2 separate regions of the Homo sapiens genome follow, and region 2 is linked to region 1. Evidence: read pairs that join two places in POLR2A ChIA-PET (ENCODE). Cell type or tissue: Panc1. All regions are shown on one strand. Each heading gives the region's core, and the rest is flanking DNA. Links, peaks and the distances in the headings are about the cores only.

What was found. ChIA-PET counts read pairs that join two places held together with the same protein. Peaks named below come from ENCODE experiments on the same cell type or tissue, not always from the same donor. Only the 100,000 strongest peaks of a DNase experiment are listed, where the experiment ranks them.
Region 2: POLR2A ChIA-PET joins it to region 1 with 14 read pairs; 4 of 35 experiments call an interaction of 5 or more read pairs at or near these places.

The regions. Positions count from the first base shown.
Region 1 is chr6:85,857,571-85,873,746 of GRCh38, forward strand. It overlaps the pseudogene LOC100133102. Among named protein-coding and RNA genes, the nearest start is that of SNHG5, 190 kb to the left of the region's middle. RefSeq lists an enhancer at 4,962-5,462. In Panc1, for the core only: a CTCF peak has its summit at 7,154 (motif pointing left); no DNase peak of the experiment used is centred there; H3K4me3 peaks cover 1,195 bases; H3K27ac peaks cover 990 bases.
Region 2 is chr6:85,682,714-85,698,889 of GRCh38, forward strand. No RefSeq gene overlaps it. Among named protein-coding and RNA genes, the nearest start is that of SNHG5, 12 kb to the left of the region's middle. In Panc1, for the core only: no CTCF peak of the experiment used is centred there; no DNase peak of the experiment used is centred there.

The sequences.
Region 1 (16,176 bases), core at 3,494-11,493:
AGAATGATGATTTCCAATTTCATCCATGTCCCTACAAAGGACATGAACTCATTATTTTTTATGGCTGCATAGTATTCCATGGTGTATATGTGCCACATTTTCTTAATCCAGTCTATCATTGATGGACTTTTGGGTTGGTTCCAAGTATTTGCTATTGTGAATAGTGCCACAATAAACATACATGTGCATGTGTCTTTATAGCAGCATGATTTATAGTCCTTTGGGTATATACCCAGTAATGGGATGGCTGGGTCAAATGGTATTTCTAGTTCTAGATCCTTGAGCAATCACCACACTGACTTCCACAATGGTTGAACTAGTTTACAGTCCCACCAACAGTGTAAAAGTGTTCCTATTTCTCCATATCCTCTCCAGCACCTGTTGTTTCCTGACTTTTTAATGATTGCCATTGTAACTGGTGTGAGATGGTATCTCATTGTGGCTTTGATTTGCATTTCTCTGATGGCCAGTGATGGTGAGCATTTTTTCATGTGTCTTTTGGCTGCATAAATGTCTTCTTTTGAGAAGTGTCTGTTCATGTCCTTCACCTACTTTTTGATGGGGTTGTTTGTTTTTTTCTTGTAAATTTGTTGGAGTTCATTGTAGATTCTGGATATTAGCCCTTTGTCAGATGAGTAGGTTGCAAAAATTTTCTCCCATTTTGTAGGTTTCCTGTTGACTCTGATGGTAGTTTCTTTTGCTGTGCAGAAGCTCTTTAGTTTAATGAGATCCCATTTGTCAATTTTGGCTTTTGTTGCCATTGCTTTTGGTGTTTTAGACATGAAGTCCTTGCCCATGCCTATGTCCTGAATGGTAATGCCTAGGTTTTCTTCTAGGGTTTTTATGGTTTTAGGTCTAATGTTTAAGTGTTTAATCCATCTTGAATTAATTTTTGTATAAGGTGTAAGGAAGGGATCCAGTTTCAGCTTTCTACGTATGGCTAGCCAGTTTTCCCAGCACCATTTATTAAATAGGGAATCCTTTCCCGATTGCTTGTTTTTCTCAGGTTTGTCAAAGATCAGATAGTTGTAGACATGCAGCATTATTTCTGAGGTCTCTGTTCTGTTCCATTGATCTATAGCTCTGTTTTGGTACCAGTACCATGCTGTTTTGGTTACTGTAGTCTTGTAGTATAGTTCGAAGTCAGGTAGCATGATGCCTCCAGCTTTTTTCTTTTGGCTTAGGAGTGACTTGGTGATGCGGGCTCTTTTTTGGTTCCATATGAACTTTTAAGTAGTTTTTTCCAATTCTGTGAAGAAAGTCATTGGTAGCTTGATGGGGATGGCATTGAATCTGTAAAGTACCTTGGGCAGTATGGCCATTTTCACGATATTGATTCTTCCTACCCATGAGCATGGAATGTTCTTCCATTTGTTTGTCTCCTCTTTTATTTCATTGAGCAGTAGTCTGTAGTTCTCCTTGGAGAGGTCCTTCACATCCCTTGTAAGTTGGATTCCTAGGTATTTTATTTTCTTTGAAGCAATTGTGAATGGAATTTCACTCATGATTTGGCTCTTTGTTTGTCTGTTATTGGTGTATAAGAATGCTTGTGATTTTTGTACATTGATTTTGTATCCTGAGACTTTGCTGAAGTTGCTTAGCAGCTTAAGGAGATTTTGGGCTGAGACAATGGGGTTTTCTAGATATACAATCATGTCATCTGCAAACAGGGACAATTTGACTTCCCCTTTTCCTAATTGAATACCCTTTATTTCCTTCTCCTGCCTAATTGCCCTGGCCAGAACTTCCAACACTATGTTGAATAGGAGTGGTGAGAGAGGGCATCCCTGCCTTGTGCCAGTTTTCAAAGGGAATGCTTCCAGTTTTTGCCCATTCAGTATGACATTGGCTGTGGGTTTGTCATAGATAGCTCTTATTATTTTCAGATATGTTCCATCAATGCTTAGTTTATTGAGAGTCTTTAGCATGAAGGGTTGCTGAATTTTGTCAAAGGCCTTTTCTTCTTCTATTGAGATAATCATGTGGTTTTCATCTTTGGTTCTGTTTATATGCTGGATTACATTTGTTGATTTGCCTATATTGAACCAGCCTTGCATCCCAGGGATGAAGCCCACTTGATCATGGTGGATAAGCTTTTTGATGTGCTGCTAGATTTGGTTTGCCAGTATTTTATTGAGGATTTTTGCATCAATGTTCATCAAGGATATTGGTCTAAAATTCCCTTTTTTGGTTGTGTCTCTGCCAGGCTTTGGTATCAGGATGATGCTGGCCTCATAAAATGAGTTAGGGAGGATTCCCTCTTTTTCTATTCAGTGGAATAGTTTCAGAAGGAATGGTACCAGTTCCTCCTTGTACCTCTCGTAGAATTCGGCTGTGAATCCATCTGGTCCTGGATTCTTTTTGGTTGGTAAGCTATTGATTATTGCCACAATTTCAGATCCCATTATTGGTCTTTTCAGAGATTCAACTTCTTCCTGATTTAGTCTTGGGAGGTTGTATGTGTCGAGGAATTTATCCATTTCTTCTAGATTTTCTAGTTTATTTGAGTAGAGGTCTTTATATTATTCTCTGATGGTAGTTTGTATTTCTGGGGGATTGGTGGTGATATCCCCTTTATCATTTTTTATTGCGTGTATTTGATTCTTCTCTCTTTTCTTCTTTATTTGTCTTGCTAGCAGTCTATCAATTTTGTTGATACTTTCACAAAACCAGCTGCTGGATTCATTAATTTTTTGAAGAGTTTTTTTGTGTTTCTATGTCCTTCAGTTCTGCTCTGATTTTAGTTATTTCTTGCCTTCTGCTAGCTTCGGATTGTGTTTGCTCTTGCTTTTCTAGTTCTTTTAATTGTGATGTTAGGGTGTCAATTTTGGATCTTTCCTGCTTTCTCTTGTGGGCATTTAGTGCTATAAATTTCCCTCTACACACTGCTTTGAATGTGTCCCAGAGATTCTGGTATGTTGTGTCTTTGTTCTCGTTGGTTTCAAAGAACATCTGTATTTTTGCCTTCATTTCGTTATATACCCAGTAGTCATTCAGGTGCAGGTTGTTCAGTTTCCATGTAGTTGAGCGGTTTTGAGTGAGTTTCTTAATCCTGAGTTCTAGTTTGATTGCACTGTGGTCTGAGAGACGGTTTGTTATAATTTCTGATCTTTTACATTTGCTGAGGAGTGCTTTACTTCCAACTATGTGGTCAATTTTGGAATAGGTGTGATGTGGTGCTGAAAAAAATGTATATTCTGTTGATTTGGGGTGGAGAGTTCTGTTGATGTCTATTAGGTCTGCTTGGTGCAGAGCTGCATTGAATTCCTGGGTATCCTTGTTAACTTTCTGTCTCGTTGTTCTGTCTAATGCTGACAGTGGGGTGTTAAAGTCTCCCAATATTATTGTGTGGGAGTCTAAGTCTCTTTGTAGGTCACTCAGGACTTGCTTTATGAATCTGGGTGCTCCTGTATTGGCTGCATATATATTTAGGATAGTTAGCTCTTCTTGTTGAATTGATCCCTTTACCATTATGTAATGGCCTTCTTTGTCTCTTTTGATCTTTGTTGGTTTAAAGTCTGTTTTATCCGAGAGTAGGATTGCAACCCCTGCCTTTTTTTGTTTTCGATTTGCTTGGTAGATCTGCCTCCATACTTTTATTTTGAGCCTATGTGTGTCTCTGCATGTGAGATGGGTTTCCTGAATACAGCACACTGATGGGTCTTGATTCTTTATCCAATTTGCCATTCTGTGTCTTTTAATTGGAGCCTTTAGTCCATTTACATTTAAAGTTAATATTGTTATGTATGAATTTGATCCTGTCATTATGATGTTAGCTGGTTATTTTGCTCAATAATTGATGCAGTTTCTTCCTAGCCTCGCTGGTCTTTACAATTTGCTATGATTTTCCAGTGGCTGGTGCTGGTTGTTCCTTTCCATGTTTAGTGCTTCCTTCAGGAGCTCTTTTAGGGCAGGCCTGGTTGTGACAAAATCTCTCAGCATTTGCTTGTCTGTAAAGTATTTTATTTCTCTTTCACTTATGAAGCTGAGTTTGGCTGGATATGACATTCTGGGTTGAAAATTCTTTTGATTAAGAATGTTGAATATTGGCCCCCACTCTCTTCTGGTTTGTAGAGTTTCTGCCGAGAGATCCGCTCTTAGTCTGATGGATTTCCCTTTGTGGGTAACCCGACCTTTCTCTCTGGCTGCCCTTAATATTTTTTCCTTCATTTCAACTTTGGTGAATCTGACAATTATGTGTCTTGGTGTTGCTCTTTTCGAGGAGTATCTTTGTGGCGTTCTCCGTATTTCCTGAATCTAAACGTTGGCCTGCCTTGCTAGATTGGGGAAGTTCTCCTGGATAATATCCTGCAGAGTGTTTTCCAACTTGGTTCCATTCTCCCTGTCACTTTCAGGTACACCAGTCAGACGTAGATTTGGTCTTTTCACGTAGTCCCCTATTTCTTGGAGGCTTTGTTCATTTTTTTAATTCTTTTTTCTCTAAACTTCCCTTCTCACTTCATTTCATCTTCCATCACTGATATGCTTTCTTCCAGTTGATCGCATTGGCTCCTGAGGCTTCAGCATTCTTCACGTAGTTCTCGAGCCTTGGCTTTCAGCTCCATCAGCTCCTTTAAGTCCTTCTCTGTATTGGTTATTGTAGTTATAAGTTCTTCTAAATTTTTTCAATGTTTTCAACTTCTTTGCCTTTGGTTTGAATTTCCTCTTGTAGCTGAGAGTAGTTTGATTGTCTGAAGCCTTCTTCTCTCAACTCGTCAAAGTCATTCTCCATCCAGCTTTGTTCCGTTGCTGGTGAGGAGCTTCGTTCCTTTGGAGGAGGAGAGGCACTCTGCTTTTTAGAGTTTCCAGTTTTTCTGCTCTGTTTTTTCCCCATCTTTGTGGTTTTGTCTAGTTTTGGTCTTTGATGATGGTGATGTGCAGATGGGTTTTTAGTGTGGATGTCCTTTCTGTTTCTTATTTTTCCTTCTAACAGACAGGACCCCCAGCTGCAGGTCTGTTGGCGTTTTCTAGAGGTCCACTCTAGACCCTGTTTGCCTGGGTACCAGCAGAGGTGGCTGCAGAACAGCAGATTTTCGTGAACCGAGAATGCTGCTGTTTGATTGTTCCTCTGGAAATTTTGTCTCGGAGGAGTACCCGGCCGTGTGAGGTGTCAGTCTGCCCCTACTGGGGGGTGCCTCCCATTTAGGCTGCTCGGGGGTCAGGGGTCAGGGACCCACTTAAGGAGGCAGTCTGCCCATTCTCAGATCTCCAGCTGCGTGCTGGGAAAACCACTGCTCTGTTCAAAGCTGTCAGACAGGGACATTTAAGTCTGCGGCGGTTACTGCTGTCTTTTTGTTTGTGCCCTGCCCCCAGAGGTGCAGCCTACAGATGCAGGCAGGCCTCCTTGAGCTGTGGTGGGCTCCACCCAGTTCGAGCTTCCCAGCTGCTTTGTTTACCTAAGCAAGCCTGGGCAATGGCGGGCACCTCTCCCCCGGCCTCACTGCCACCTTGCAGTTTGATCTCAGACTGCTGTGCTAGCAATCAGCGAGACTCTGTGGGCATAGGACCCTCTAAGCCAGTTGCGGGATATAATCTCCTGGTGCGCCGTTTTATAAGCCCATCGGAAAAGGGCAGTATTGGGGTGGGAGTGACCTGATTTTCCAGGTGCTGTCTGTCACCCCTTTCTTTGACTAGGAAAGGGAACTCCCTGACCCCTTGCACTTCCCGAGTGAGGCAATGCCTCGCCCTCCTTCAGCTCGCACGTGCTGCACTGCACCCACTGTCCTGCGCCCACTGTCTGGCACTCCCTAGTGAGATGAACCCAGTACTTCAGATGGAAATGCAGAACTCACCCGTTTTCTGCATCGCTCATGCTGGGAGCTGTAGACTGGAGCTGTTCCTATTCGACCATCTTGGCTCCATCCCCCTGATTCTGTTGGGGACACCCTTCTGTAGGTGTTTCTTCTAGCATGGTTAAGTGGGGTGACAATGACAAAACAATGTACACTATATTCATATCCAGCAAGGACAAAAGAGGTCCTTACCTGGGATAAAGGTTGAGCATAGTGACAGAACATTAGTAAAACAGTTAGTATACGGGAATACCACTAGTCCTAAGAAGATTTCTAACTACATTACTTGCTTGATGAGTCCTTAAGCTTCGGCTGTGCATAGACTAGTCAGCTTCTGGTGTGTGTCTACAACAGAGCTTGTTGTTTCCTTAAGTTTCAGCTGTGTATAGACTGGTCAGCCTCCGGAGTGACCAGAGCAGGGCTTTCACCCTCAGCAGCAGCTTGGTCTCATCTCAGGATCAGCCAGGTTGGGTGATCTGGGTCCTGCTAGCTGGTTCACTTGTCCTGAGCTGCTGGTTTTAGCTGACTGTGGTGGATCCAAGACACAACACCTGCAACTTTAACAGCAGTGGGAGTGGGGAGTGGACAAGGTTAAAATATAGGGCCCATCCTATGTGGATTGTAGAGAAATTAGATTCTACTTTTTAACCTGAACAGAGTCACCAGATTTAAAGGGATGTGAGGCTTACACGCATTTTCATGTACCTAATTATGAACACTTTGTATGGTTATTCCTAAAGCCTGCATTTGCTTTCTTAAGGCTAATTTCCCTAGTTCCTGGGGGTCACCTTTAATTTGAGCTATGATTTGGGGGTGGCTGACCAAACAAAATCTTATAGAGCAAATACCCAGTTTATTTGGTGGGGGTGCACCTGACTCGGAGGAGGACCATAGGCAAAAACCTGATGCTATCTCTAATGAATTTCCTGGCAATATTTCTTCAGTAGCTGCTTGAGTGTCCAGTTCATACGTTCTACCTTTTCCTGAACTTTGCAGCTGATACGCTGTATGTAACTTTCATTTTATTTTTAACAGTCTTGTTAAATTTTGCACTATTTCAGCTACAAATGCTGGCCCATTGTCTGAATATAAAGTTAGAGGCAGTCCAAACCTGGGGATAATGTTTTTTAACCGTACTTTAGTCACTTCTTGTACTTTTTCTGTCCTGGTGGGGAAAGCTTCAACCTGCCCTGAAAAGGTGCAATCAAGCACTAGCATGTACCAGTAGCTGGCACGGGGCAGTTCTGTAAAGTCTATAAGCAAGTTTTCACAAGGCATGGCTCCTCCTCCTGTTCAGTTTCCCAGAGGAGGGGTTCTTTTTCTCCTCTTTTGTAACTCCATCTAGTGGCTTAGCCATCAGTGAGAAACTGGAATCCAGATATAGCAGAATCCTGCTGCTTTTAACTTCTAATGTGACTGTGGGCTCCTGAAAGCCTAATGAGAAGGTGCTCGGTCTGTCCAAGTCCTTACATCCTTCAGCTTCTGCCAGCCTGATCAGATCAGTATTTGGTTTCTCCAAGGTGTGGCAGCCCTTGGCCAATGGCCTCTTTGTCTCGTGGCCTTGGCCATTTCCCTCATTGCCTTCTGAACATTCATCCTTCCAGTGTCCTTTCTTTTTTCATCTCACACATTAATCTCTTTCTAGCCTTGTCCTGCTCTTGAATCCTTGCCTAACTTGACTTCTTCCACCTCTATGTCTGTGTCCACTGTGTTCTTTCACATTGCTAATCTCTCTTTCTATAATAGCTGTTGCCAACAATTGACCTTTTTCTTAAGCCTTCAATTTACTTTCCTTTTTCCTTCCTGAGTTCTCCTGCTCCTGCAGCCAGCCAGTGGGGCTGGGCATTGGCACGGGCCCTGCCCCTGCACACTGCCATCTGTCTCTCCTGTTTCTTTCTGATTTCCCTTTTACTTTCTTCTTTCCTTTCTCACACTTACTCTTACTTTCTCCTTTCCTTCTTCCTTGCTCTTCTCCTGGCGTCGGTTCCCAGGCCCCTCTTTTTCCAGATAAAGCTGGGCTGGGGAGAGGGACTTAACCCTTGGCATGCCTAGCTGCTGTGCTTGTTGCTTTTGCTCTTTCCCATTTTGTTCCCTGGTCACAGTTAACATACACCTTTGTGGCCACTTTTATAGACTGGGTGGTATTCATGCCTGCAACTTCTGCTTGATGTCACCCTGGGCTTGCCCTACAAATGAAGTATTTACCATATGCTGATGTTCAGCAGAGTTAAATGGGGTGTAAAGCCAGAATGCTTCACAGAATACCTCATAAAACTGACTTAGGCTCTCGTCAGCTCCCTGAAGCACTTCTGAAATCTTCCTTATATTAATTGCTTTCCTTCTACCAACTCTTAGCCCCTGCAGAAGTGCCTCTAGCTAACTCTGCAAATGCTGGAGCTGAGTTGCATCCTCTGGGTCCCAGGTGGGATCCTGGTCATCATAACAGATAAGTCCTTGCATCTTCCTGAGAGGCATTTGCATAGCTTGAGCACAGCCAGATCTGAGACGGCCCACTTGACTCTCTTGACTTCTTTCCGTGGCCTCTCGGGGCTCTGATCCTCCCTTTCGAGGTGAGATCTGGGGGGTGTTAGCTCCTGAATCTGTTTCCTGGGGGGCTGTTGGTCTTGGTAAAAGGGGGGTAGGCTGGGACGTATGGAGAAAGAATTTCTGTTACCTCTGGAGGCTCCTGTAAAACTGGCTTCTCTTGCTCTCTCTAGGATTCTCCCTTTAACTCTGTGTCTGCTGGCAAAGCTGCTCTTACTTTCACTTTTGGCTTTTTTGCTATAAGCCATTAAACAGGGCTGGATCTATGCCAGTTTTGTCTGTATTGTATTTAACCATGAGTCAACATAAAGGAATTTATCTGGGTACACTGGCTGTCCTCTGACCCCTGCCACCACCTTAAATACATGGCCAATTGTTCCTTGTCTATAGTTCCTTCGGTCGGCCATCCAACACCAAAAGTGGGCCATTCTAATTCACAGAGAGTTCTCAACCTCTTAGGGGTTAACTTAACTGTATAATCCCCTGCAAAACCTTTCTTAAGGTTCCGTAACATGCACTCTAGTAGAGTAAGTTTTGATGTTTTGATGACTTTCCTCCCATTCCTCCTTTTACGACACAGCACATTCACTCTTGCACACTCACCCTCTCGTTTTGGCCGGTTACACCGTCTCCTATTATGGGATTTTTCAGATGCTGCTTGACTTTGGAGAGGTTCTTATTCCTACTACAACTCTGACCTGTAGGGCAGCTCCTATTAGCTGTATGCAGATTTCCACTAGTCTTAGTCAGCCCCACACTTTCTTGGAGCACACAGTCCACATTAAGATCTGTGACTCCCCACTTTGCAGCTGATGAGCCTAATTAGGTCCCTGCATTCACACACTTTCACACACTTTTAGTTCTCATGTTTGCAATCGGGGTGGTGAGCCACTCTTGCCCCCTCTAGTTTTGCAGTTGGGGTGGCAAGCCACTCTTGCCACCTCCAGTTCCCAGTTGGGGTGGAGAGCCACTCTTGCCACCTCTAGTTCCCAGTTGGGGTGGCACGCCACTCTCACCACCTCCAGATTACTAGCTGACTTAGTGAGCCACTCTCGTGTCCTGTGTCGGTGGGGTGTGAGTTTCATCTGAATTGGTGAGTCACTCTCATCACCCCCAGCCCCTGTGGGTCAAACTATTCAGCACACCCCAGGAGGTGATCAGGCTCCCCTTCTGTCCAAGGGATGGGTCCTGCCTTAGGCCTCCAAAACCTTACCGCAGTTCCTGAAGCACGCTGTTTTTGAATTCATCCTGTAGTCTCTCTTTAGGTTCCATGGTGCTGCTGGGTAGGGGCACTGGGTCAGGGGAGAGCTGATCTCCCTTCTGGGCTGAAGTCCTCCCGGTGGTGCCTGGGGTCACAGGTTTCCTGAGGCCCGTGCTCCAACCCCAGAGGCAAAGGAGACAGTAAGCCTGCTGTCTCCATTCACTTCGTGGTCACCAAAAATGTTGTAAACTGAGGAATGGTGAGACCAATACCGAGTACAGGAGGATTTGTTTATTTTAGGCACACACTGGCTCAGAGGATTCACGTCCAAAAGCTGATCCCTGAACAAAGACAGAGTGGGGTTTTTATAAGCAGCCTTACAGAAGCAAAATAAAAGCAGTAGCAAAATAAAAGCAGTTAATCATACAGTAATAGGTCACATAATCTATAGCATAACATTAACTTGTGACCTAGCCTGTGGCCTTGTAGCTGCATTAAAAGAAAAACAAGAGCTGGCTAAATACAGATATTTGTAAAACCTAATCATGCTATTCATGCTTAAGAAGCCTGGAAAAAGAGTACCATAAAAGAACCTTTCTCTTTATTTTCTTTCAGCCTTGCTCTGGAAGGGAGGGGGTGTGTCTGCAGCCTATTTTTTTGGCCTTGGCTATTCCAACAGAGTTATCATCTAACTGTCCTTGAAATGAGCTGCTAGGTGAAGGAAAACTTGTTCTTTTTTTTTAACCTTTGCCTTGCCACATTCTGGGCCTTAGCTTTTACTTTTCTTGGAGTGAATAAATGCAGTACTTATTATTATTATTATTTTAAATTTCTGCCTCATGGCAACTACTATTTTTTCTGTATCTATGAATTTGACTACTCTAGACACCTCCTATAAGGGGAATCATAAAGTATTTGTCTCTTTGTATCTGGCTTATTTCACATAGCATAATGTCCTCAAGGTGCATCCAAGTTGTAGCATGTATTAGCATTTACCTCCTTGAGGCTGAATAATATTCAATTGTATGCATGTACCACATTTTGCTTATCCATTTAGTACTCAATAAACACTTGGGTCATTTCTATGTTTTAGCTATTTAGAATAATGCTGCTATTAACATGGGGGTACAAATATCTCTCAAAGTCCCTGCTTTCATTTTTTTGAGTATATAGCCAGAAATGGATTCACTGGATTACATGGTAACTCTGTTTTTGATTTTTCAAAGTTATTGCCATGCTGTTTTCCACAGTGGCTGTACTATTTTACTTTCTGAGCAGCAGCGCACAAGGGTTTCAACTTTTCCACTTCCTTACTAATATTTGTTATTTTCTTTTTCTTTTTAATATTAACAACCCTAATGGAAGTGAAGTGTTATCTTGCAGTTTTGACTTGCATTTCCCTAATGATTAATGACGTTGAATATCTTTGCTATTTGTGTGTCTCCTTTGGAGAAATGTCCATGCAAATCCTTTGTCTATTTTTGAATAAGGTTATTTGTTTTCTTTTATTGCTGTTGAGTTTTAGGAGTTCTCTATATATTCTGGATATTAATCTCATATTAGATACACGAGTTGCAAATATTTCCTCTCATTGTGTACATTGCCCTTTTACTTTGTTAATATAGTCTTTTGATTTAAAGACATTTAAAATTATTCTTGGGCAGTTTCCCTCAGCTTTGTCTGACGGAAGCTGCTGGGCTTCTGCTTCCAGCTGGTGGAGGGTGAGGCATTGCCAATAGTGGCCAGGCATCCAGTGCTGGTAGCCTGCATCTGTGCCCCACCCGCAGCACCCTGAGCCCACTATTTCTGCCGTAGGCAGCCCAACCAGCGGCCGAGATGTAGGCCATCAAGTATGTGGTGGTGGGAGATGGAGCTGTAGGGAAAACTTACCAACTCATCAGTGATCAGCTATACAACCTGGAGAATATATCCCTATTGTCTTTGACAATCACTATGCCAGTGTTATGTTAAATGGGAAACCGGTGAATCTGGGTGTATGAGATACAAGTGGACAAGAAGATTACACAGGTGGACAGATTATGACCCCCACCCCCGTTCCTATCCACAAACAGATGAATTCTTAATTTGCTTTTCCCTTGTGAGTCCTGCGTCATTAGAAAATGTCCATGCCAAGTGGTGTCCTGAAGTGCAGCACCATTGTCACAACACTCCCATCATCCTTGTGGGAACTAAACTTGATCTTAGTGAGAGAAATACAAGACTGAAACACTGAAGAAGAAGAAGCAGACTTCCATCACCTAACGGCAGGGTTTAGGTACTGTAAAATACCTGGAGTGTTCAACCAGGCCTCAAAATAGTGTTTGACGAAGCTATGCAAGCCGTTTTCTCCTGACCTCCCTTGAAGTAGAGGAAGAGAAAATGCCTGCTCTTGTCGATATCCGAGCCCCTTGTTCTTGGTCCTGTCACTGGAACTTTTGTTAAAAAACAGCAAAACAAAACAAAATAAAAAACAAAACAAAACAACAACTAAAAACCCCAAAGCACAAAAAAACCTGTGGAGCCTTTGCACCCAGTACCGAGTTTTTGTTACAAATCATTTTTTCCATAAAAGCATTTTGAATCAATCAATAATTTTAAGGGTTTTCTTGTTGTAAATGTGGAGTTTAGATTCACATTCTATTAAAATGTAGTCCTAAAATTGAAAAAAAAGTTCAAGAGTTTTGCCTATTTTTTCTTTAGTTTCCTGTGCTTTTGGTGTCATATCCAAGAAATTGTTGCCAAATCCAATGCCATGAAGCTTTTGTCTTATGGTTTTTTCTAAGAGTTTATAGTTTTAGGTGTTACATTTCAGTCTTTGATCAATTTTGAGTTATTTTTTGTATATGATATTAGGTAAAAGTGCAACCTCATTCTTTTGCAAGTGGATATCCAGTTTTCTAAGCAGCGTTTGTTGAAAAGAATGTCTTTTCTCTCTTGAATGGTCTTGGCACCCTTGTGAAAATCATTAGACCTTAAATGTGAGAGTTTATTTCTGGGTATCCTCTTCTATTTGATTGGTCTACATATCTATCTTTATGCCAATATTACATTGTTTCTTTTTTCTTTTTCTTTTCTTTTTTTACTGACCCATTGGTAGACATACACTTTTAATTACCGTAGCTTTGTAGTAAGTTTTGAACTCAGGTAAATCCTCTGGGTTTGTTCTTCTACATGATTGTTTAGGCTATTCACAGCCCCTTGAAATTATTCATAAATTTTAGAATGGATTTTTCTATTTCTGCCAAAAAGTCATTGGGATTTTGATAGAGATTGTACTAAAATTGTAGATTGCTATGGTAGTATTGAGATCTTAACAATATTTAGTCTTCCAATTCATGAACATAGGATGTTGTTCCATTTATTTATATTTCCTTTAATTTCTTTGGAAATATTTTACAGTCCTTGACTTTCTTGGTTAAGTTAATTTTGAAGTACTTTATTCTTTTTGATGCTACTGGAAATAGAATTGTTTTCTTAATTTCCTTTTCAAATTGTTCATTGTTACTGTATAGAATTTGTAACACACAGATTTTGGTGTGTTCTCTCTGTATTCTACTACTTTGCTGAATTAATTTAATTAGTTCTAAAATTTTTTTGTTGAATCTTTGGGTCTTTCTACATGTAAGATTCTATCATCCATGAACAGAGATAATTTTGTTTCCTTTCTGATTTGGATGACTTTTATTTATCTTGCTTACTTGCTCTGGCTAGGACTTCCATTGTTATGTTGAAGAAGTGGTGAAAGTGACACCCTTGCTTTGCTGTATGTTTTTAACATAGGCTTGTATTATATTGAGATAGCTTCCTTCTATTCCTAGTTTGTTGAGTGTTTCTATCATAAAAAGGGTGTTAAATTTTGTAATTTTCTTTCTTTTTTTGAGACAGAGTGTCACTTTGTCGCCCAGGCTACAGTGCAGTGGTGTGATCTCGGCTCACTGCAAGCTCCGCCTCCCAGGTTCACACCATTCTCCTGCCTCAGCCTCCAGAGTAGCTGGGACTACAGGCGCCCGCCAGCACGCCCGGGGAAATTTTTTGTAATTTTTGTAGAGACGGGGTTTCACCATGTTAGCCAGGATGGTCTTGATCTCCTGACTTCGTGATCCACCTGTTTCGGCCTCCCAAAGTGCTGGGATTACAGGCGTGAACTACTGCACCTGGCCAATTTTGTAATTTTTCTGCTTTGAGATTATGTGTTTTTTTCCCTTCTTTTTGTTGATGTGATTATTACACTGATCAATTTTCATATGTTGAACCATCCTTTCGTTCAAGAAATAAATTTCGCTTGATTAGAGTGTACAATCCTTTTAATATGCTCAATTTGGTTTGCTAGCATTTTGTTGGTGATTTTTGCATCAATGTTTACATGGGATATCTGTAGTTTTCTTATAGTGTCTTTGTCTGGCTTTGGTGTTAGATTAATGCTGGCCTCTTAAAAAGAGGATTATTTTCTTCTCTTCAATTTTTTTGAAAAATCTTGAGAAAGACTGGCATCAGTTCTTTAATGTTTGCTATAATTTACCAGTGAAGCCATTAGGTTCATGACCTTTCTTTGTTAAGAGGTAATTGATTACTGATTCAATTTTCTTACTATTTATAGAGCTATTCAGATTTTTTTGTTTCTTCATTGCTTAGTTGGTAGGTTTTGTTTCCAGGGACTTGTTCATTTCATTTAGGTTATCCAATTTGTTCTCATACAGTTGTCCATAGTACTCTCATATTCCATTTTATTTCTGTAGAATGAATAGTAATCTCCTTTCTATCATTTCTTATTTTAGTAATTTTGGCTTACTTTTTTTTTCTAGTCCATACAGTGAAAGTTTTGTCTTTTTTTTTTTTTTAAAGAGCCAACTTTCAGTTTTGTTGATTTTCAATTATTTTTCCATTCTCTATTTTGTTTATCTATGCTCTATTCTTTATTATTACCTTCCTTCTGATAGCTTTGAGTTTACTTTTTCTTCTTTTTCTGGTCTCTTAAATTGTAAAGTTAGGTTTTTTATTTCAGATCTTTCTTTTTTAATGTAAGCATTTATAGTCATAAATTCCTCTTTTAGCACTGTTTTTGCTGTGTTACATAAGTTTTGGTCCTTCCTTCTTTCCTCCCTCCCTCTCTCCCTCCCTCCCTCCCTTCCTTCCTTCTTCTCTCTCTTTCTTTTCTTTTCTCTTTTCTTTTCTTTCTCTCTCTCTCTCTCTCTCCCTTCCTTCCTTCCTTCCTTCCTTCCTTCCTTCCTTCCTTCCTTCCTTCCTTCCTTCCTTCCTTTCTTTTCTTTCCAAACTGGAGTGCAGTGGTGCAATCACTGCTCACTGCAGCCTCAAACTCACTGGGCTTTGGTGATCATGCCGCCTCAGCCTTCCAACTAGCTGGGACTACAGGCATGTTCCACCACACCCAACTAATTTTTGTATGTTTTTGTAGAGAAGGCCTTTTGTCACGTTGCCCAGGCTGGTCTTGAACTCCTGGGCTTAAGCAAACCACCTGCCTTGGACTCCCAAAGTGCTGGGATTACAGGCATGAGTCACTGCACCTGGCTTGTTTTCTTTATTTTCATTTATCTCTCTCTCTCTCTCTCTCTCTCTCTCTCTATATATATATATATATATATATATATACACACATAGGCTTGTATTATATTGAGATAGCTTCCTTCTATTCCTAGTTTGTTGAGTGTTTCTATCATAAAAAGGGTGTTAAATTTTGTAATTTTTTTTCTTTTTTTGAGACAGTGTCACTTTGTCACCCAGGCTACAGTGCAGTGGCATGATCTCAGCTCACATATATATATATACATATATATATGTATATATGTATATGTATATATATACATATAACTTTAAGTTCTGGGACACATGTGCAGAACGTGCAGGTTTGTTACATAGGTATACACGTGCCATGGTGGTTTGCTGCACCCATCAACCTATCATCTACGTTAGGAATTTCTCCTAATGTTATCCCTCCCCTAGCCCCACACCCTCTGACAAGCCCCAGTGTGTGATGTTCCCCTCCCTGTGTTCATGTGTACTCATTGTTCAACTCCCACCTGTGAGTGAAAACAAGGCGGTGTTTGGTTTTCTGTTCTTGTGTTAGTTTGCAAAAAATGATGTTTTCTATCTTCATCCATGTCCCTGCAAAGAACATGAGCTCATCCTTTTTATGGCTGCATAGTATTCCATAGTGTATATGTGCCACATTTTCTTTATCCAGTCTATCAGTAATGGGCATTTGGGTTGGTACCAAGTCTTTGCTATTGTGAACAGTGCCACAATAAACATACATGTGCATGTACCTTTATAGTAGAATGATTTATAATCCTTTGAATATATACCCAGTAATGGGATTGCTGGGTCAAATGGTATATCTGGTTCTAGATCCTTGAGGAATTGCCACACTGTCTTCCAAAATGGTTGAACCAATTTACACTCTCACCAACAGTGTAAAAGCATGCCTATTTCTCCACATCCTCTCCAGCATCTGTTGTTTCCTGACTTTTTAATGATTGACATTCTAACTGATGTGAAATAGTATCTCATTGTGGTTTTGATTTACATTTCTCTAATGACCAGTGATAATGAGCTTTTTTTCGTATATTTGTTGGCCACATAAATGTCTTCTTTTGAGAAGTGTCTGTTCATATACTCTGCCCA
Region 2 (16,176 bases), core at 2,944-10,943, 180 kb before region 1:
AGCCCCGAATTACTTTTGATTCAAAAACTAATAACTGTAACAAGGGCAATGCAAAAATGAAATTAACTCAGAGCCTGATAATTGACAACAGTGCCTTCCTGTGAACGTGGTCAATGACTATAAAGTCAGTACACAACTCCTTTAAGATGTTTATCTCTTCAGGAAACAAAGATGAACTGAGGGATGAAGCCATCAGTTATTGCTCCCATACCTAAAACAGTCAAGCGAATTACTACCAAATATTTGAAGTGGCTTAATAAATATCAATACTGAAATTAAAAGTGTCTTGGAAGTCTTCATTATACTGAAAATAAATTCTTATATTCTATAACAAACTTCCTGATAAGATAATCACTTCAGTCATTTTTTTGAAGAAATGTTCACTGAACCCCTGGTGCATGCACTGTGCTTCAGATAAATCTAATGTGAATATACAAAAATCAACCTTGAAGGAATTTGTAGTTTAGTAAAAAGTAAAAGTGTCCACCCAACTTTTTACAAAGTTTAGAAATGAGATATTGTGAGGGACACCATTATAATTTTGACCATGAAAATGCAAGGTAGGGAAGGGTACAACATATGGTGAGCACTTGTTATATGCTGTTAGGTTCTTGTATGTGTTAGATCATGTACTCTTCAAGACAATTCTGGTGTGTATTTTTAACTTTATATTAGAAATGAGCAAAGTGAGGCATGGAGATCTCAGTTAACTAATGTTCCCAAGTGTTTCTGACCTTAAATGCATAATCATGTCACCACGGCATTATGTAGCTGTGCTGAAGTAAGAAATGAAGGATGTGATGATGAGAGGAAGAGAGAAGAGAGGAGTGAAGAAGAGAGGAGAAGAGAGGAAGTGGAGTGGAGCCCAGGTGGCTTAGAGAATGGCAGCTAGTTACTGGTTTGGGAGCAAGGAAAATAAGATAATTCCATTTTGGTTGTGTTAATTTTTGGGTGGAACATTGGTTGGTTATGGTTGTCCAATGGACCATCAGAAATGTGGACCTGAAGGCAGAGAAGAATCAGCACTAGAGGAGGACCATTGGCAAACACTAATGTAGAAGGGATGATTGAAGCTATGTGAACAGATGAGTGTGGAGAGAAAAGGAAAAAAGAGCCAATGGTGGTGGCCTAGAATTAGAATTAGTACTATAGTGTGTGCAAGTAGCTTACAGTAGACAGCCTTAAAAAGATAGTCAATATAAAGATCTGGTTACAAAATTATAAGAAAAAAGTACACAAAGATTTTGGTTAAATCATGGGAGAAACATGTATAAGAAGTTAAGTATTGCAGGCATAATTACCTTATTCCAAAACAGAAAAATAGCCTTAAAAAAGAATTAACAAATTATATGACAATTGAGAAACAAAGGAATTGTATCTCTTAGTCTAATATTCTTTTTAAATTTTTCCCCAATATCTGATCTGGCCAGTAAATTCTAGGTTCCATGGTAGGACAGCCAACTGTAAATCTTACGAATACTCCAAGAAATAGTAAAGTTAAAGAGTTAAATTAGGGAAAATATCTTGTGTATGTGGAAACATTAAGGAGGCAGGTTGGTTCTTGAGTCTGAAGTTCAGAAGAGAGGTCAGGGCTTGAGTGTCATTGGCATGAATAAGGAATTTAAAGCCTGACATGAGTGAGATCATCAGAGAAAATATAAATACAGAAGAGGAAGAAGCCCAGGACAGGACACTGAAACACTGCAAAGTTTAGAGTTCTAGTAGAAAAGGAAGAGCAAACAAAGGAGACGCCTTGGGAAAACTGGAGAATATGATACCTCACAAATGAAGTAAAAAATTTTAGGAAGAGGTAGGTGAATTGGGTTCAATGTTTCTGAAAGATCAAGTAAGAACAGAAATGACCACTGGATTTGGCAACATGAAGATCACTGGTGATCTTGTAAACACAGTCTCAGTGGAATCATGATGATGGAAGTCTACTTGAAGAGATTGAGGTAAGAAGGCAGAAATAGGTCACTAGGTAGAGAGGGATGTAAGGACAAGGCACTCCTTTGTAAATAGGAAATACTAGAGTATATATGTTCATGGGAGTTATTTAATAGAGGGACAGTATTTATGATGCAGGACAAAGAGGCAAAAGTTATAGGAGCCAAGCCCTTGAGAAGCCAAGAGGAGATCCTTTCCAGAATACAAATGGAGATCTTTGATTGGAATAGGGACACTTCATCTGTTTCATTTGTTGAAAGAGAAGGCAGGTATTGGGAAAGGCTATCATGTGCAGCCTGTCCACCCATGCATGGCCACATGAGTGTGCCTTGTGACATGGGCCTAGAAGACTTTTTTTCGTTGAGATAAGGAGTCCTTACATCCTGAGTTGGACATGTCACCTTATTTGGTAGTATCTTTCCATGTTCCGGGCTTGATGTGTACTTCTTTGTTCTTTGTTCTGCTTAAAGTATGTGCAGCACACAGCACCTGGCCAATCCCAGTACTATTACCTATTCCTAGTTGGAAAGGAAGGGGTTTCTTTGCCCACAGCCCAGGTAGGATGCATAGAGACCATTATGCTGTGTCAGCTGCCTGGCAAGACCCACTGCGGGGTACCATACTCAAATCGAAGCTAATCTTGCTCTGTCTCTTCTCTATGTGAGTAAAGTGTTGTTCTATCCAGTACCTCTGTGAATTGTCTTTCCTGGTGATCCTGTCACCTGCAAACCATGCAGTGGGATGACATCCTCGGACTGCTCCTCCTTACGGTAGACAACAGGTGTTACTTGCTCGACAATTTGGCACAGCAAGCAGGGTCTGCCAGTCCAGCCATCTCAGGATGGTGCCAGCTCCCTGAGGGGATGATGGGCTGACTGAGCTGCTGGCTTCCCTCTGGTTGCATGGGGGGGTACATGGGAGTTGACATTCTCCCTGTTAACAAGAATAAACTGGTACAATGGATGAGGGTAGAAATGCAAGAGGTGGGCCCTATGAAAAATATAGGATAACTATACCTTGGCTCTGGCTAGCCAACTTTACACTCCCAAACCATCTGCCGACTCTCACTGTGTCCCAGGGGTTGCAGAAAATGCCTGAGGGGAATCAAAGGCCCCCACACAGGAAACTCCTCCTGCTCTGGTCACTTACAAGTCCCAAGTAAGACCTGTTTTCAGTATCACGTAATCATCGATGGTGTTGCTGAAAATGAAACTTAAAATGAGTACCTTCCTTGAAAATGAAATAAGACTGAAAAACAGACATGGGCAGAGGCCAGGGGAGTCCTAGGTGGCTTTGGTAGTTACTTGTTTGATGAGGTGGTGTTGTACGCTTTAGTGTCTCATACTGAGTGGCTCAGTATAGGTAAGCTAACCACTGACCCCCTGCTGCAACATTATTTTGCTTACATTGAACAGGACAACCAACAGGACAGGGATAGAGATGAGTCCTAGCTGCTCTTGATCTAGGTTGAAAAGATCTTGATAATGGTCTTCCCAACTGTGGGGGACTTCCTAAAATCCACTCGAAAGCCATCCATAAAGCCAAAATCACTCTTAAGGAAAAAGTCATACCTGACTGTGTGACCCTGCTCCCAGCATATGGATGATGCAGTGGAAGCCTTCATGTGACAGAGGTCTCCCCAAACCTGAAGACCCCATTATCCCTACTGTTGTTTCCTGAAATGATCATGGGGAAGCAATGGAAAAACTCCACTGAGTGTCCAGCTTTGGGATAAAAACAAAATGGTTTCGGTGGTTTCCAACAACTTGAGCTGAATGGAGTTCTCAACAATAGGAAGCAATGTCCAGAGGACCAAAAGAGGAAACCAATGGATGTCAAAGGGAAAAAACAGAGAGAACAGGGCTGACCCACAGAATAATATGGCTTTCATTGTTAAAACGAGGGATAGACAAGGCTGGGAGCGGTGGCTCATGCCTGTAATCCCAGCACTTTAGGAGACCGAGATGGGCGGATCATCTGAGGTCAGGAGTTCGAGACCAGCCCGACCAACATGGCAAAACCCCATCTTTACTAAACATACAAAATTAGCCGGGTGTGGTGGCGCATGCCTGTAATCCCAGCAACTCCAGAGGCTGAGGCAGGAGAATCACTTGCACCTGGGAGGTGGAGGTTGGAGTGAAACGAGATTGCGGCATTGCACTCCAACCTGAGTGAAACTCCATCTCAAAACAAAAAAAAAGCCCGGGGGATAGATGAAAGAAAGATTGATGGGATCCCTGTAGAAGATCTTGGCCAATGCTATCAGGCGGAGAGAAGTGTCACTAAATTAGAGGTTAGGATCCTAATCTTAGCCATAAAAACAAAAGTGTGGGCTCATGAGATTGAAAAGATTTAGAATCCTGTATAGTGTCAAGTCCCTGAATATGGGGACTATGACTTCTCTGTGCCCTGAACAGGACAATCAGGAAGACAATGTTGACAGTGAATAGAGTGAGTCAGACAGGGAGTAGGTATGATTGTACTCACCTATACCCTGACCTTAATTAATTAATTAACTTTTTGAGATGGAGTCTCCCTGTGTCACCCAGGCTGAAGTGCAGTGGCATGATATTGGCTCACTGCAACCTCCACCTCCCAGGTTCAAGAGATTCTCCTGCCTCAGCCTCCCAAGTAGCTGGGATTACAGGTGCCCGCCACCATGCCTGGCTGATTTTGTATTTTTAGTAGAGTTGGGGTTTCACCATGCTGGCCAGCCTTGTCTTGAACTCCTGACCTCAAGTGATCCACCCACCTTGGCCTCCCAAAGTGCTGGGATTACAGGAGTGAGCCATTGCACCTGACCCTGACCTTAATTTTTTCAACAAAAATAGAACTAAGGGGGATAAAACTAAGGTCTCTAGGTCCCCACTGGGGACCAGAGCCCTATGCTCCTGCCAAGATTAAAAAAAATAAAAAATAAAAAGCAAATCTAAACTTTTTTTTTTGATATGGAGTCTTGCTCTGTCACTCAGGCTGGAGTGCAGTGGTGCGATCTCTGCTCACTGCAACCTCTGCCTCCCGGTTCAAGCAATTCTCCTGTCTCAGCCTCCTGAGTAGCTGGGACTACAGGTGCATGCCACCATGCCCGGCTAATTTTTATATTTTTAGTAGAGACAGGGTTTCACCATATTGGTCAGGCTGGTCTTGAACTCTTGACCTCAGGTGATGCACCTGCCTCGGCCTCCTAAAGTGCTGGGATTACAGACCTGAACCACCACACCTGGCTGCAAATCCAAACTTTTCCCAGATGGCAATAATCCTGGGACTCTGAAGGAGTAAGGGTAAACTGATGGAGACAGATTCATATGCTTTTGGGTAGGGCCCTTTGGGCCATTTTGGGCACAATGTATTACAGGTATTGACGTTTTGGTTACTTGCAGCATCGCTGCCACTTCAGGAGATATGCTCCCTCACAACAAAGGATTTAAGCCATAACAGTGAGATATGTCAGCTCCCACCTACAACCAAAGTTATCCAAGCCCCAGCAGGTTATTCTACAAAAACAGTACTACATAACAGGTAAATGAAGGGACATGACCCTGTTGATATAAAACTTGCTGCAGGCAGAAGTTATGCATCACTTTATTTCACTGTAACAGCCAAGTCTGGACTGTACAAAAGGCCTCAGGATCCTGGAGGTTGACAGTAGACTACCAAAGATTATATGCTTAGGTGCCACCCTTGGCTCCTGTGTTACCTGACATCATTACTATCACTTAGGCAATGGTGGCCTACACAGAGACCAACACATTATTGATCTGGCCAAGGCCGCCTTCTGGATTCCTTTGTAGGATAAATATCAGGACCAATTTGTATTCACATAAATGACCTACAATACACTTTCACTGTAGTTCCACAGGGATACATCAATTTTCCTGCAAAATGCCACCAATAGGTAGGGCTAGATCTGTAACAAGCACAGTTACCCTCAGATATATTTGTCATTCACTGTGATAATGACATCTTCATTGCTGGCCTGACTGAAACAAACAGGTTGACCAGGCCCTACCTAAGCTCATAGACACCATGGCATGTAGACTGAGCCCTCAAGTCCAAGGCTCAACAATTGGAGTTCCTAGGAGCCACCTGGCTGGTAATCAGAGTATTCTTTTTAAGTAAAAAAAAAAATTACTGTCCTTGATAGCACTCATAAATAAGAAAGGAGCTCAAAAGCTAATGGGCCTGTTTGGATATTAGAAACAGCATGTACCATGTCTGGGTATTCTTTTGGTCCCTTTAATCAAGATTACTCAAAAAGTGGCCACCTTTAAATGATCCGTGGATCATTTAAAGGTGGCTTTAGAGCCCCCAATAACAACAGGCTCTAAAGGTCATACAACATGCAATGATATGGGTCCTGCCAGTAGGGCCAAGGAAGCCTGTCAGAACTACAGATCTCACTTACTCCTACTGAGATTGAACCTGTGATAACAAGATACTGTTACTTGGATGTATTGATCTCTTGGGTTTTAAACTTATAAATTACCTGAGGCAGCCAGTTACACCCCCTTTAAATGGCATCTATTAGCCTGCTTTTGGGACCTGATGGAAACAAATAATCTGACCATTGAAGTGCTGTATGTGACCTTAAAACCTAAGCTGCCCATCCTTATATGGGTACTCACTAATTCTGTTAATAAAACAAGCTCAGCAAAGCTCTGTCATTAGATAAAAATGATATATCTAAGAGGGAGCCTGATTGGGGGCCCAAAGGGTTAATCAACTCCATAAACAAATATCTATTTTGCTGGAGGAGACTAATGACCCAAAGGGGATCCTTCCTTCCCAATCTTAACTAAATGGGTCTCACAGTTAAAAGATGTTCCAGCAGATGGTATGGCTTGGTTCACAGATAGATCCTTGAAACTGAAGTCCAATGGGACACTGTGGCTATCTGCCTCAAGGATGGCCACCTTCTGAGACCAGATAAGAACACTGTCTAATGGGTTGAACTTTATACAACAATGATGTCTGTACAGGCCATTCCAACAGCAAATCCCTCCTATGTATTTGCAGACTCATGGGCCTCACAAATGGGCTAATCATAGAGTCCAGTGCCTAATGGATGAAGAATTAGACCACAAAAGGCTCCCCTATGTGGAAACAAAAACTGTGGTAACAGTTTGCAAACTAGAAAGGAGAGATGAACCTTTTATGCTCCCTATCACTCTCAAGCAAAATGTAGGATAGTAAAATGATAACGTGGGTGACTCAAATAATGCCAATGAAACATGGCACTTCAATGCATATTAGAAAATACTGAGGTCAGATGCAGTTGCTAACACCTGTGGTTCCAACTACTCAGGAGGCTGAGGGGGAGGATCGCTTGAACCCAGGAGGTGGAGGCTGCAGTGAGCCATGATCATGCCACTGCACTCCAGCCTTGGTGACAGAGTGAGACCCTGTCTCAGAAAATACTGAGTTTGGAGTGGGTGGAGAACTAGGCAGATGCCTGATTAGGCTGTGCCTCTGAAATCCCAATCTCAGTATACCCAACCATTCTTTTTCTTTTTTCCCACTGGAACACACTACTCAGGGGTGGTTTGTGGTCTGTGTTGCAGTGGCACCACCAGTAGGGTCTCTGATTCAGACCTGAAGGCAATGCTACCTTCAGGTGCCTCCCTCTTGTGGATTCTGTGGAGATGAGGGAAGGAGTGATAGACTGTCAGGACACTAGGATTCCCCTGGTTGTGTTTGGAACTCCCAATTCCTCCATATAGGTGGACAGTATTTTAGGGCATGTCAAATTTGTTCAGGATGTGACCTTCTTCCCTGAGTTGGATGATTAGGGCTGAAAGGTTAGGGTTAAGCAATGGGATAGTGGATCCTCATGAAAATTGTAGCCTCAGGACACAAAGAGCCTTGGTAGCTATATTTGAGTAAGTGTCATCCCAGGTCATTGAAAAAGAGTGTCTTTGGCCTCAGGAGGTTTATGCAGAGGGGATGGGTTAGGAATATTAATCTTTCCTCTTCTCATTCCTGCTTTGCCTGGCATGACAACACTGATGAGAATCAGCACAGTTGTGGTGAGAAGTGGTGAGCTCAAAGTATGCAGGATTTGCCACCCCACGATGAAATCCCTTTCATCCCACACTCCCATTGTAGTGGCCTGGCCAGTGCACAGTGACTCGAACCTTCTCCAAGCCATCCAAGACCAACAAAACTCACTGAATTCACTAGCCAAGGTGGTGATGGGCAACTGAATATCCTTGATTATTTGCTGGCAGAATAGGGTGTTTTTATGTTATTGCCAACACGTCTTGCTGTGTATGTATCAATAATTCAGGGAGGGTAAAAACTGAGCTGGAGAAGATCCACACTCAGGAAGACAGTTAACATCTATACACTCACAGTTTCCTTGGACTCGTTTTAATCTCTTTATTTGGCTTGATCCAGGCACTTGGGGTTCCTGGGTAAGTGCCTGGTTAAGCCCAAGTGCCTGTTTCTGTAGTAACCCAGATGGAATGCTGTCTCAAAATGACAGGGAGTCTCTGAGATAAACTACACCCATAATGAGTTGTCCAGAGGCCCCACAAGAACCAACTTCACCTCCAAATCCTGGCCAGGTTAGTGGTCCTACCAAATTTGATGTGCGTTACCTGCTATGTCAGCATCCAAGTATGGATTAGGGGTTGGACTGTTGGGAAAGACAGTTGTGCACAGCCTGTTGACCCTTGCATGGCTGCATGAAAGTATGCCTCAGGTCTGGAAGATATTTTTATATGGAGATAAGGGGCCCTAGGACCTATGCTGGGCATATCTCCTTATTTGGGAGTATCTTTCCCTATTCTGGGTGTCATCTGTACTTCTTTATCCTACTTAAAGAATGTACATTATATGACACCTGGCCAGCCCTACTGCTCTATCTGTTCCCAGTGAGAAGGGAACAGGGTCCTTTGCCTGTAGCACAAGAGGGATGTGTGAAGACTATTACCCTATGTCAGCTGTCAGGCAAGACCTGCTGCCATGGCGGACCAATGCACACTATTGAAACTCATCTTGCTCTCTTCTCTAGGTGAGTAAAGCATTGTTCCTTTCAGTGCCTGTGTGAGTCATGTCTTTCTTAGTGACTCCAATACCTGCAAATCACATAGTGGGTTGACATCCTGATGCTGCTGCTCCTGATGGTAGGCAACAAGTGTTGCTTGATAGCAGGATTTATAAGTACAGAAAATAGAGGTCCTCAATCATTTGTATTTTCTTAAATGATTATGAGGCAAGGTCATCAACTGAGAAAGGAAAGTTGGCAAAAGAAAGGAAAGAGAAAAGAAATGTGAAATTGTTATTATGCAGAAGAGAAAAGCAGGCAGACTAGGGAAGTAAAGTAGGATTGACGGGCAGTCTGGAGTGCCCATGAGATTTATGGCCATAAATGTAATGTGAGTAAAATTGTAAGCTTTCTTTTTCTAGAGGTATTCAGACACTTGGGTGCAGGTGTGGAGTATGTGGGATTAATTAGGGTCAAAGCTTTGTCAGGTAAGAAAAGGAAGAAAGAAAGGGCTGGAGGAGTTAACGGCTTTTGCAAGGAAATGATTTTAGCGGTGAACAAAAATATAAGGTGGGTAAGGGAATGCTTTATAGTGAAAAAGGGATGGTGTTCCTGGACTGAAAATTTTATTAAGATCAAAGAAGAGCTTCTGTGCAAAGACTAGAAGTGATAGGACATGGGCGGGCTAGAGAATAAGGTTCTGGAATTTGGGATTTTGGAGGTAGTATAGTTGTTAAAGACAAGAATCAAAGTATTACCATGGGAGTGAGTGGATGGTTGAGATAGAGTGGTAAATCGATCATTGGAAGGAAGAATCATTGGAGGTTGAGAAACTGAGAGTCAAGTTGTTAGGTGGATCATCACTGAATGTTGACAACATACTTATGTTGATAGGAGTATTGGTACAAGTAGACTATAAGACAGGTGCTAGAGTCATCAGCACTGTGAAGATTATAGCCTAGGGAGTTGGCAGATGACAGCAATGAGAAGAAGCTAGTGCTAAAATATCCTGGTCTGCATAAAAGATTATGGGGCTTTATAGGAGGAGAGTTAGGATAAGGTTTGGGAGCCACAATAAAAAGCAAAAGAAGCACTTCTCCACCTCCAGATCTGAGTTCCGTGGGTGATTCATTTTGGGACATTTAAAGTTTGAAATGTCTGGAGATATCCAATATTAAATACCAAATATGCCGTTGAATATACAAGCCTGGAATTTGGAAGAAAGGTGAAGGGTGAACAAATTTGGGATTTGTAGTAGAAATTCATCATTTTTGGTCACCTAGCTTACACAGTGATTCTCCCTTCTTTCAAATTGTCTCATTTTTTTTTTTTTTTTAGTGTGGATTTACCCTTCATTTATTCTCAGCTTATATTATTTGGATCTACTTACCCTAATCCCTCAGGTAGGCCCTGATTGACTTAACCACTCAACAAACCCCACCACTTGGCTACAGTAATTGGTCTGCTGTGATGAACACAACTCACTGTGAGAGTTAGACTGGACATTTTTGCCTAATTATTGGAAAAAAGAAACTTTCTTTTTCCTATTGTGCATTAAACATGGAGGATGTGAAATCTGAGAGTGCTGCAACCTTCTTGTAACCATGAGAGAAGAATCTATTCCATTTGAGAATTAAGTCAACACTCTGAGAGGAAGAGAGAACAGCTGAGCTGTGAGGTGGAGAGAACAAGGTTGTAGGCATAGCATTTGAACTTGATTGATTCCTGTGGCACTGGCATTTAGCCATTCCTTAGTAGAAATCAGGTTCCCCCAGAAATCAGTCAGTATGGAAGAGGGATACACAGGATATGGATACTGAATGGTGTGAATACTGAAAGGTATAATGCATCAGAGCCATTACTATAACAGTCTCTGACAATCTGTTTCTACTAATTCTTAGACCCCTTGAAGCTCATCCGTGGTGCAAAGGGATAAATTAATCCCACTTTACCCCATACAAGAAAAAAAAAATCAGCTATGCTAATTATCTTACATTTCTCATTCAAGATCAACTCCTCAACATTTTCCACAGTGTTTTATGCTACAGGAAGCTGACCTAGATGAACAGCACTAATGAGTTCCCTTGTCCTCTGGCTTCCCATTGGTTTGGGCTAATAGGGAGCCGCAGCAGGAGATTAGAGGGAGGAGGGAGTTGCTGTTGACATCCATTGAAGGGAAGTTTCTGTCAAGGTGGCCATCTCATACCTTTCCCCCTTTCCCTTGCACCTTCAGGCCCAGAAGTAAAGCTCACCGAGGCCCAGGATACTATTACTAAATATTTCTTTAAGACAGAAAGTAAAGGCTAACAGAGATACTATTCTCTTTTTTCCCTACACCTTACTCACCTTGTAAATAGCCTCTTTATTGAACTTTTCTCAAATTATCCATGTTTTCTGTTGGGAATCTAACTAATATTTACCTGATGAACTAGTTTTAAGTACCCTTAAAAGCATACATGCACTCATATACATAATAAAGAATATTCTTGTCTTGTCACCTTGGCCAATTTGAGTTAATCTTTTCGGTTTCTGTATACCAGCTTGACCTCATGGTTGATACATATATTTTTAACCCCATCCTCCAGTGTTATGCAACATTGTCTGAAGGAAAGCTATCTTTCAGTATGTCCTTGGGTAGCACCTTACATCTGTCCATTCTACTGCAGCTTCTCACAAGTCAATTATAGGCAGTGTTAAATAAAATGTTCAGATCATTCTTAAGCACTGATTAGAACGGCTGCAAGCAAATGCTTGCTTAGAAACTGGCTGAGAATGCTTATAGTAATCCAATTTTATACCTTGTTGAATTCTATAACTTGTTGGTAAATTTTATACAATTGCTGTTAGATGTTGTTTCTAACTTCTGTGACATACATCCTAGAATTTTAAATCCCTGAAATAAGGTTTGCAAATGATGTTACATTGACCCTTTCACCCCTTAGCTTTACAATATATGACCATGTGTTATGTATTTTGAGCTGAGCTCTGGTTTAGATAGTTTCACAATTCTTTAAAAGACAAACAGATAACAAACAGTTATTATAGATTGCTCAAAGATGTTTTAAGAGGAAGTCACGGCCATAGTTATGTATTTTATTAAAGTAATTTATCTTTTTTTTCTTTCTTTTTTTCTGGTTTTACCTTTCTTTCCTTTTTTTTATTATTATACTTTAAGTTCTAGGGTACATGTGCACAATGTGCAGGTTTGTTACATATGTATACATGTGCCATGTTGGTGTGCTGCACCCATTAACTCGTCATTTACATTAGGTATATCTCCTAATGCTATCCCTCCCCCCTCCCCCTACCCCATGACAGGCCCCGGTGGGTTATGTTCCCCCTCCTGTGTCCAAGTGTTCTCATTGTTCAATTCCCACCTATGAGTGAGAGCATGCGGTGTTTGGTTTCTTGTTCTTGTGATAGTTTGCTGAGAATGATGGTTTCCAGCTTCATCCATGTCCCTACAAAGGACATGAACTCATCCTTTTTTATGGCTGCATAGTATTCCATGGTGTATATGTGCCACATTTTCTTAATCCAGTCAATCTTTGATGGACATTTGGGTTGGTTCCAAATCTTTGCTATTGTGAATAGTGCCGCAATAAACATATGTGTCCATGTGTCTTTATAGCAGCATGATTTATAATCCTTTGGGTATATACCCAGTAATGGGATGGCTGGGTCAAATGGTATTTCTAGTTCTAGAACCTTGAGGAATCACCACACTGTCTTCCACAATGGTTGAACTACTTTACAGTCTCACCAACAGTGTGAAAGTGTTCCTATTTCTCCACATCCTCTCCAGCATCTGTTGTTTCCTGATTTTTTAATGATTGCCATTCTAACTGGTGTGAGATGGTATCTCACTGTGGTTTTGATTTGCACTTCTCTGATGGCCAGTGATGATGAGCATTTTTTCATGTGTTTTTTGGCTGCATAAATGTCTTTTGAGAAGTGTCTGTTCATATCCTTCGCCCACTTTTTGATGGGGTTGTTTTTTTCTTGTAAATTTGTTTGAGTTCTTTGTAGATTCTGGATATTAGCCCTTTGTCAGATGAGTAGATTGCCAAAATTTTCTCCCATTCTGTAGGTTGCCTGTTCACTCTGATGGTAGTTTCTTTTGCTGTGCAGAAGCTCTTTAGTTTAATTAGATCCCATTTGTCAATTTTGGCTTCTGTTGCTATAGCTTTTGGTGTTTTAGACATGAAGTCCTTGCCCATGCCTATGTTCTGAATGGTATTGCATAGGTTTTCTTCTAGGGTTTTTGTGGTTTTAGGTCTAACATATAAGTCTTTAATCCATCTCGAATTAATTTTTGTATAAGGTGTAAGGAAGGGATCCAGTTTCAGCTTTCTACATATGGCTAGCCTGTTTTCCCAGCACCATTTATTAAATAGGGAATCATTTCCCCATTTCTTGTTTTTGTCAGGTTTGTCAAAGATCAGATGGTTGTAGATGTGTGGTATTATTTCTGAGGGCTCTGTTCTGTTCCATTGGTCTATATCTCTGTTTTGGTACCTGTACCATGCTGTTTTGGTTACTGTAGCCTTGTAGTATAGTTTGAAGTCAGGTAGCCTGATGCCACCAGCTTTGTTCTTTTGGCTTGTCTTGGCAATGCGGGCTCTTTTTTGGTTCCATATGAGCTATAAAGTAGTTTTTTCCAATTCTGTGAAGAAAGTCATCAGTAGCTTGATGGGGATGGCATTGAATCTATAAATTACCTTGGGCAGTATGGCGATTTTCACAATATTGATTCTTCCTACCCATGAGCATGGAATGTTCTTCCATTTGTTTGTATCCTCTTTTGTTTCATTGAGTGGTGGTTTGTAGTTCTCCTTGAAGAGGTCCTTCACGTCCCTTGTAAGTTGGATTCCTAGGTATTTTATTCTCTTTGAAGCAATTGTGAATGGGATTTCACTCATGATTTGGCTCTCTGTTTGTCTGTTATTGGTGTACAAGAATGCTTGTGATTTTTGTACATTGATTTTGTATCCTGAGACTTTGCTGAAGTTGCTTATCAGCTTAAGGATATTTTGGGCTGAGATGATGGGGTTTTCTAAATATACAATCATGTCATCTGCAAACAGGGACAATTTCACTTCCTCTTTTCCTGATTGATTATCCTTTATTTCTTTCTCCTGCCTGATTTCCTTGGCCAGAACTTCCAACACTATGTTGAATAGGAGTGGTGAGAGAGGGCATCCCTGTCTTGTGCCAGTTTTCAAAGGGAATGCTTCCAGTTTTTGCCCATTCAGTATGATAATGGCTGTGGGTTTGTCATAAATAGCTTATTATTTTGAGATATGTTATATCAATACCTAATTTATTGAGAGTTTTTAGCATGAAGGGTTGCTGAATTTTTTCAAAGGCCTTTTCTGCATCTATTGAGATAACCATGTGTTTTTTGTCTTTGGTTCTGTTTATATGCTGGATTACATTTATCAATTTGCATATGTTGAACCATCCTTGCATCCCAGGGATAAAGGCCACTTGATCATGGTGGATTAGCTTTTTGATGTGGTGCTGGGTTCGGTTTGCCAGTATTTTATTGAGGATTTTTACATCGATGTTCATCAGGGATATTGGTCTAAAATTCTCTTTTTTTGTTGTGTCTCTGTCAGCCTTTGTTATCAGGATGATGCTGGCCTCATAAAATGAGTTAGGGTGGATTCCCTCTTTTTCTATTGATTGGAATAGTTTCAGAAGGAATGGTACCAGATCCTCCTTGTACCTCTGGTAGAATTCAGCTGTGAATCTGTCTGGTCCTGGACTCTTTTTGGTTGGTAGGCTATTAATTATTGCCTCAATTTTAGAGCCTGTTGTTTGTCTATTCAGGGATTCAACTTCTTCCTGGTTTAGTCTTGGGAGGGTGTATGTGTCGAGGAATTTATCCATTTCTTCTAGATTTTCTAGTTTATTTGTGTAGAGGTGTTTATAGTATCCTCTGATGGTAGTTTGTATTTCTGTGGGATCGGTGATGATATCCCCTTTATCATTTTTTATTGCACCTATTTGATTCTTCTCTCTTTTCTTCTTTATTAGTCTTGCTAGCAGTCTATCAATTTTGTTGATCTTTTCAAGATACCAGCTCCTGGATTCATTGATTTTTTGAAGGTTCTCCTTCAGTTCTGCTCTGATCTTAGTTATTTTTTGACTTCTGCTAGCTTTTGAATGTGTTTGCTTTTGCTTCTCTAGTTCTTTTAATTGTGATGTTAGGGTGTCAATTTTAGATCTTCCCTGCTTTCTCTTGTGGGCATTTAGTGTTATAAATTTCCCTCTACACACTGCTTTGAATGTGTCCCAGAGGTTCTGGTATGTTGTGTCTTTGTTCTTGTTTGTTTCAAAGAACATCTTTATTTCTGCCTTCATTTCGTTATGTACCCAGTAGTTATTCAGGAGCAGGTTGTTCAGTTTCCATGTAGTTGAGCGGTTTTGAGTGAGTTTCTTAATCTTGAGTTCTAGTTTGATTGCACTGTGGTCTGAGAGACAGTTTGTTATGATTTTTGTTCTTTTACATTTGCTGAGGAGAGCTTTACTTCCAACTATGTGGTCAATTTTGGTATAAGTGCGGTGTGGAGCTGAGAAGAATGTATATTCTGTTGATTTGGGGTGGAGAGTTCTGTAGATGTCTATTAGGTCTGCTTGGTGCAGAGCTGAGTTCAATTCCTGGATATCCTTGTTAACTTTCTGTCTCGATCTGTCTAATATTGACAGTGGGGTGTTAAAGTCTCCCATTATTATTGTATGGGAGTCTAAGTCTCTTTGTAAGTGTCTAAGGACTTGCTTTATGAATCTGGGTGCTCCTGTATTGGGTGCATATATATGTAGGATAGGTAGCTGTTCTTGTTGAATTGATCCCTTTACCATTATGTAATGGCCTTCTTTGTCTCTTTTGATCTTTGTTCGTTTAAAGTCTGTTTTATCAGAGACTAGGATTGCAACCCCTGCCTTTTTTTGTTTTCCATTTGCTTGATAGATCTTCCTCCATCCCTTTATTTTGAGCCTTTGTGTGTCTCTGCATGTGAGATGGGTCTCCTGAATACAGCACACAGATGGGTCTTGGCTCTTTATCCAATTTGCCAGCCTGTGTGTTTTAATTGGAGCATTTAGCCTATTTACATTTAAGGTTAATATTGTTAAGTGTGAATTTGATCCTGTCATTATGATGTTAGCTGGTTATTTTGCTCGTTAGTTGATGCGGTTTCTTCCTAGCCTTGATGGTCTTTACAATTTGGCAGTGG